Regions from separate parts of the Homo sapiens genome. Here region 1 is linked to region 2. The links are chromatin contacts, found by Hi-C or POLR2A ChIA-PET in ENCODE. All regions are on one chromosome and are shown on one strand. The core of a region is the stretch at or near the end of the contact, and the rest is flanking DNA. Distances in the headings are between cores, read along the strand shown. Region 1 has its middle 18 kb from the start of RPS6KA5. Region 2 overlaps RPS6KA5 (ribosomal protein S6 kinase A5).

What was found. Hi-C counts contacts between places; a loop is a spot of excess contacts on that map. ChIA-PET counts read pairs that join two places held with the same protein, here RNA polymerase II (POLR2A). Pooled maps may share reads with other maps.
Region 1: a map of naive thymus-derived CD4-positive, alpha-beta T cell shows a loop between it and region 2 (8-fold over the local background). The contact joins two enhancer-like sites. A Hi-C loop is called at or near these places in 8 of 168 maps with a recorded cell type or tissue (B cell, CD14-positive monocyte, CD4-positive, alpha-beta memory T cell and 5 more), 20 of 37 single-sample maps with no recorded cell type and 16 of 50 pooled maps. POLR2A ChIA-PET finds 5 or more read pairs at or near these places in 25 of 52 experiments (CD4-positive, alpha-beta T cell, CD4-positive, alpha-beta memory T cell, CD8-positive, alpha-beta T cell and 18 more).

What each region holds. Positions count from the first base shown.
Region 1 is chr14:91,076,886-91,080,375 of GRCh38, forward strand. It overlaps a transcript of DGLUCY not described here. Among named protein-coding and RNA genes, the nearest start is that of RPS6KA5, 18 kb to the left of the region's middle. RefSeq lists an enhancer at 1,602-1,791. Within about 2 kb of position 1,671, at least 4 of the 41 ENCODE cell types and tissues checked have a DNase peak (open chromatin) inside an H3K27ac peak, as active enhancers do; they include CD4-positive, alpha-beta T cell, CD8-positive, alpha-beta T cell, GM12878 and 1 more, where a contact is called at or near this core.
Region 2 is chr14:91,020,488-91,024,201 of GRCh38, forward strand. All of the region lies in intron 1 of RPS6KA5 (ribosomal protein S6 kinase A5), which reads right to left. Among named protein-coding and RNA genes, the nearest start is that of RPS6KA5, 38 kb to the right of the region's middle. RefSeq lists enhancers at 1,877-1,926, 1,937-2,056, 2,137-2,296. Within about 2 kb of position 2,189, at least 8 of the 41 ENCODE cell types and tissues checked have a DNase peak (open chromatin) inside an H3K27ac peak, as active enhancers do; they include CD4-positive, alpha-beta T cell, CD8-positive, alpha-beta T cell, GM12878 and 1 more, where a contact is called at or near this core.

The sequences.
Region 1 (3,490 bases), core at 421-2,920, 56 kb after region 2:
CCACAGGAATGGGAAGTACTAACAGCCTGGACACAGGGCAGTGCCATGATCAGATTTTTGTTTCAGAAAGTTCCAGTAGGCTGGCACAGTTGCTCATGCTTGTAATCCCAGGCCTCTGGGAGGCCAAGGTGGAAGGATCACTTGAGCCCAGGAGTAAGATCAACCTGAGCAACATCGTGAGAGCCTGTCTCTACAAAAAATGAATAAAATTAGCCAGGTGTGGTGGTGTGTGTGCCTGTGGTCCCAGCTATTCAGGAGGCTGAGGTGTGAGGATCACTTGAGCCAAGGAGGTGAAGGTCGCAGTGAGCCGTGATCGTGCCACTGCAGTCTGGGTGTCAGAGCAAGGCAAGCAAGCAAGCAAAGAGTGGGGAGAGAGAGAAAGAGAGAGAGAGAGAGAGAAACAAAGAGGAAAGAAGAAAGCGAGGGAGGAAGGAAGGAGAGAGAGAGGCAGAGAAAAAAAGAAAGGGAGAAGGAAGGGAGGGAGGAAGGAAGGAAAGGAAGGAAGGAAGGAGAGAAAGAAAAGAAAGAAAGAAGGAGGGAGGGAGGAAGGAAGGAAGAGAGAGAGAACAAAGAAAAAACAAAAAGAGGCTGGGCACGGTGGCTCACACCTGTAATCCCAGCACTTTGGGAGGTCGAGGTGGGAGGATCACAAGGTCAATAGATCGAGACCATCCTGGCCAACATGGTGAAACCCCGTCTCTATTAAAAATACAAAAATTAGCTGGGTATAGTGGCATGCGCCTGTAGTCCCAGCTACTCAGGAGGCTGAGGCAGGCGAATCGCTTGAACCCGGGAGGCGGAGGTTGCAGTGAGCCAAGATCTTGCCGCTGCTCTCCAGCCTGGTGACAGAGCGAGACTCTGTCTCAAAAAAAAAAAAAGAGAGAGAGAAAGAGAGGAAGGGAAGGAGGAAGGAAAGAAGAAAGGAGAGAGAGAAAGAAAGAGAAAGAGGAAAGGAAGAAAGAGAGGAATGAAGGAAGAAAGGAAGGAAGGGAAGGAAGGAAGGAAGGAAGTTAGTTCCAATCATATTAACTAACTGAAATAATTTTCTTTTCATAGCAAACTATCCCCACAAACAGACTCTGCTTGTAGTGTCTTTCTGGTGCAGTAAACATTAACAGGCCTTAAAATACTAAGCTATTTTGTTTTTATTGTTATTATTATTTTTGAGACAGCTGCTCTGTCGCCCAGGCTGGAGTACAGGGACTCAATCTCAGCTCACTGCAACCTCCGCCTCCAGGGTTCAAGTGATTCTCCTGCCTCAGCCTCCCGAGTAGCTGGAATTACAGATGCCCACCACCACGCCTGGCTCCTTTTTGTATTTTTAGTAGAGACGGGGTTTCGCCATGTTGGCCAGGCTGATCTTGAACTGTTTCCATTATTTTTAAAAGGCAGTATGAATCAGTGTTAATAAAAGCTACTTTGAATGGTATGCTAATGAGCAATTAGATTGAGTTTCCCTGAAAAACTGGATTTAATAACCTTGGCCTACATTTACTTTCAAGGAACTTGGTTGTCTGCTTTGATCCTGAAAATGAAAACTTGTGGTTTTAGAAGCTACTATTTGATGGGGAGGTTGCAGTGAGGAAGAATTTTCCCCTGCAGCGGGTCTCCTTTGAGTTCTTTCCTCCCTCCATCCCCCCACGCCTTCATTCACTGTCTTTCTGTGAACCAGCATGTGCCTCATTTTGAAAACACTAGCGTGACCTCAACAACTAAGATTAAAGTAGCAGTTGTTAGAAAATAGCGTAGTCTTGTACCCTAGAGGATGTGGTAGCCCTAAATAAGCAAGAACTGTGCCACATTGAAGTTTTGGGGTTTTGGTTTTTGGTCTTCAAAGTAATTCATTTTCTCTGAAGAAAGCTGGAGAGTCAGGAAACTAAGAAAGAAATGGAGCAAAATGATCTTTAACTGTCCAGGGACAACCTCTGGTAATACTGTGGAATATTTTCTTCCAATATTTCTATTTTGTGTCTGTTTATTTATTTTTAATTTTTATTTATTTATTTATTTATTTATTTATTTATTTATTTATTTTTGAGACAGAATCTCACTCGGTCACCCAGGCTGGAATGCAGTGGCATGATCTCAGCTCACTGCAACCTCCACCTCCAGGATTCAAGCGATTCTCCTGCCTCAGCCTCCCGAGTAGCTGGAACTACAGGCACCCGCCACCATGCCTGGCTCATTTTTGTATTTTTAGTAGAGACGGTGTTTCACCATATTGGCCAGGCTGGTCTCAAACTCCTGACCTCAAGTGATCTGCCCGCCTTGGTCTCCCAAAGTGCAGGGATTACAGGCACAAGCCACCACGCCCAGCCTTATTTTGTGTTTTTTCAAAAATTTTTAACACTTGGGAATCATTCTGAGCGCAATATTATACGCTGCCCTTTTTGGCTTAACATGATATTATCAGAATTTCCCTACATCAGTAAAATGTCTTCATAAACATTGTTTCTTTCTTTTCTTTTCTTTTCTTTTTTTTTTTTTTAAGGCAGAGTCTTGCTCTGTCGCCAGGCTGGAGTGCCGTGGTGCAGTCTCGCTCACTGCAACCTCCGCCTCCCAGGTTCAAGCAATTCTCCTGCCTCAGCCTCCCAAGTAGCTGGGACTACAGGTGCCTGCCACCCCACCCGGCTAGTTTTTGTATTTTTAGTAGAGACGGGGTTTCGCCATATGGGCCGGGCTGGTCACAAACATAAACATGATTTCTAATGACTGCCTGATAGTCCATAATTTGGATTACACTAATTTCCTAACAAATCACCTACTAACAAACTTTTAAGTTCTTTAGAATATTTTATGATTATAAACAACACTGTGATGAAGAGCTTTATGCAGAAAATAATTGCTCACATATCAAATTGTTGTACTAGAAAAGATTCAGAAAAAAAGGTTTGAATGCTTTTATGGCTGTTAAAAAATTATGGTAAATATATATAACATGATATATATCATTTTAGCCATTTGTAAATGTACTATTCAGTAGCATTAAATGCATTTAAAATGTTGTATCACCATCACCCTATCTACACCCAAAACATTCTGTCATCCTCCGGACCCATTAAACAATAATACCCCCATTTTTCCCTTCCCCCAGGTAACCTGTATTCCACTTTCTGTCCTTATGAGTTTGCCTATTATAGGGACTTCATAGAAGTGGAATCATACAATATTCTTCCTTCTGTGTCTGGCTTATTTCACTTAGCATCATGTTTTCAAGATTCATCCATGTTGTAGCATATATCAAATTTTCATTCCTTTTTATGGCTTGTGTATATATACCATACATTCTGCTTGTCTATTCATCTGTGGATGGACATTGCGATTGTTTCTACCTTTTGACTGTTGTGAATAATGTTGTGATAAACACTGGTGTACAAGTATCTGTTTGAGTCTCTGCTTTCAATTCTTGTGGGTATACACCTAGAAGTAGGACTGCCGAATCATACAGTAAGTCTGTGTTTAACTTTTTGCGGAAACTGACACTATTTAT
Region 2 (3,714 bases), core at 939-3,438:
CTATAGGGGATCCTGAAACCAATCTCCTATGGATGCTAAGGAATGACTGTGTGTGTGTGTGTGTGTGTGTGTGTGTGTGTGTGTGTGTGTGTGTGTTTATATGTGTATGTGTATGTATATATCCTATTGTGTGTGTGTGTGTGTGTGTGTGTGTGTGTGTGTGTTTATATGTGTATGTGTATGTATATATCCTATTGGTCCTGGTCTCTGGAGAAGCCTAATACATTATTACAGCACTTTTTCCTTGAGTATAAAATCCAGTATATAATCAAGTATATAATCAGATATTGCCTTTATTTTGTCATGTCTCTTAGGTCTCATTTCATCTGGAAGTTTCTCAATTTCTGTCTTTTAGGACTGACTTTGTTGAGGAATATTGTTTTTTATTTAAATATAATTTTTTGTTTCACTGGCACTTCATCATCATTCAGGTTATGCATGTTCAATACTTAGGTGATGTGTGCTTTGCAGGTATCCAAACCCGAAGCATACAACATCAGTCTGTCCCTCATTAATGACATTAGATTTATCATCCAGTTAAAGTGATGTCCAGTTTATCCACTGTATAGGTGGATAAAGCAATAGGGAAATAAAGCAATCCATAGGGACACATTTTAGGGCATGAAAAATACGCTGTTCTTCATCAAAATGTCCTATCTAGATTGAGCATTCACTGACAATTCTTGCCTGAACTAATCCTTACTATAATGGTTACAATGGAGTAACTTTCTGACTCTTCCACTTCTTCCAAGTTTATCAGTCAGCATTGCACCACAGAGAAGAGACCTCCCTTATTCCTGCTTAGATATCTACCTATCTATTAGGCTACTCATGAATCACCATTTTTTTCAATGCTTTAATACTCATTCTTGGTCAGGCACAATGACTCACACCTGAAATCCCAGCACTTTGGGAGGCTGAAGCAGGAGGATTGCTTGAGCCCAGGAGTTCAAGACCAGGCTGGGCAACACAGTAAGATCCGTCTCTATTTCAATTTAAAAAAATAAGCCAGGCATGGTGGTTCTCGCGATTCTCCTGCCTCAGCCTCCTGAGTAGCTGGGATTACAGACACATGCCACCATGCCTGGTTAATTTTTGTATTTTTAGTAGAGACAGGGATTCATCATACTGGTCAGGCTGGTCTCTAACTCCTGACCTCAGGTGATCCGCCCACCTCAGCCTCCCAAAGTGCTGGGATTACAGGCATGAGCCACCACACCCAGCCTTTCCCTAATCATTTTAATGCACAAGTTGTCCCAGATTTGGTCACTGGAAGCACTTTCAAAAGCCGGCTCTGTGTCCTGACATGCCCCCTTTCTTTACTTTTCTTTTTCTTTCTCTCTTTCTATTTTTGAGAACTTCATTTGTTCTCTTACAAGTAGCCTTGATTCCTTTTAATGGGAAATAAGATCTTATGGAATCTTAATAGAAACCAAGATCTGGGCATCAGGTATGCTGCTTGCTACTGAGGTACCTTGCCTTCTAGGCTCTTTCATGAACAGAGCTAGGACATACATATTTAGATCATATATTTATGCATATTTAGGTCATTTTATATACATTTAAATCTGGTGCACAAATATTTATGCTGTACATGAACTTATATTGTATACATATGTGGTATGCGTGTTTCATAATATTATAAGGAATGCCTTATTCAGTTGACTTGTAACCATTTGCTTTTAATTTCCTCATGCAGGAAACTATTTGAATGTGAAACTGACTTTAAACTTGTTTACTGATTGAAGTCATCCCAAATGAACCAAAAAGCATATAGCCAACTTACTCAGAACAAGAATATGATGTACAAGAATAATGATCAAATTGAATGGTGAAACCCAAATATTATAATGGGGATCCAATGGAATGTGAAGTATATCAATAATGTCCATGTCTCTACCTAGTATGAAAGCCTGGTCTGCTACCCATCACTAAACCACTTATGAAACAACCTGTCTGCTCACTTCTCTGTGTCTTTCCAATAAATATCAGAGTGGCAGCAACTAGAGGATGGTTGGTGGCAGTTAAAGCAGAAAAAAAAGGTTGAGCATCTAAGAATTCAGGTCCTACCTCAGTTTCCTACCACATTTTTAGACTGGAAATAAATGCCTGAATTTGAAAATGTTTACATGGTTTGCATGGTTTCTGATTCTGTTTCTGTGTGTTACATTTCAAGGAACTAGATGTTTGCTATGACTTCAAGTGAAATTGAAATTGAAACTAAAATCGGGAACAAGTATGCACATGTACTTATGCTCTTGCATACTTATGTAATTACAAATATATATTCAATATAATTTAAGATTTGTGTACTACTGTCCGGGCGTGGTTGCTCACACATGTAATCCCAGCACTTTGGGAGGCCGAGGCAGGCAGATCACCAGGTCAGGAGTTCGAGACCAGCTTAGCCAGCATGGTGAAACCCCATCTCTACTAAAAATGTAAAAATTAGCTGGGCATGGTGGCGCACGCCTGTAATCCCAGCTACTCAGGAGGCTGGGGCAGGAGAATCACTTGAACCGAGGAGGCGGAGGTTGTAGTGAGGTGAGATCACGCCACTGCACTCCAGCCTGGCAACAGAGTAAAACTCTATCTAAAAAAAAAAAAAAAAAAAAGATTTGTGTACTACTCTTCTACCTATGGGCCCATCCTTGTTCCTTAGTCTCAGCTCTACAAATAAGTATATTAAGTGCTCACCATCAGGTTGTTTTCTCAATCTGTTTGGATGAAATTCATTGTCTAGTAGATCCTCAGGGAGACTACCTGTGTAGGGTATTCTCTGAGCTCTTGAGTGCTCAAATTTTTTCTTTTTTTTTTTGGAGACAGAGTCTCACTCTGTTGCCCAGGCTGGACTGCAATGGTGTGATCTCCTCACTGCAACCTCTGCCTCCTGGGTTCAAGCGATTCTCCTGCCTCAGCCTCCCAAGTAGCTAGGACTACAGGCGTGCACCACCATGCCTGGCTAATTTTTGTATTTTTAGTAGAGATGGGGTTTCACCACGTTGGCCAGGCTGGTCTTGAACTTCTGACCTCATGATCCACCCACCTCGGCCTCCCAAAGTGCTGGGATTACCGGCATGAGCCACCGTGCCCAACCTCAAACTTTGTTTTATAGCCTTAATCTTGAAGGCAGTTAGTTGGATATAACTCTTGCTTTGTACTTTCTTTCCCTAAGTTTCTTTAAAAAAAAACCACCAACACAAAGTTGCTCCAGTGCTGCCTTGCTTTGTATGTCACTTTTAAGAAGTTGGATGCCAACCTAACTATCCTTCCGTTTATAATTTATTTTATCTTTTTGCCTAAAGCCCTGAGGATTTTTTAAAATATTAAAATCTAACAATATCACTCAATATTGAAGTCTAATAGTATTAATAGGATATATCTCAGAGCTGTTTGTTATGAGAACTGATAATTGTATCATTATCAATTTTCCCCAGTACCTAGTAAGCCATTTCAATGTGTATACTCAAGTCTTCTTTTATTCTCAGAATTACATTTGCTGAATAATTTTTCTTCTTTAAGGACTCCAGTTCTACATGTTACATTTTCTTTGCCTGTTCTCCATTTCAGCCACTTTTTCTCTGACATTTTTTCTTTCTGTATTTAATTAAGTGTTCCCCTGCTTTTCTTCAATGCCCTTATTAAATTTGTATTTAAATCTATTCTTCCTTGGAGAACTTGTAAATATATTCATCATTTCTGATACAATTCTGT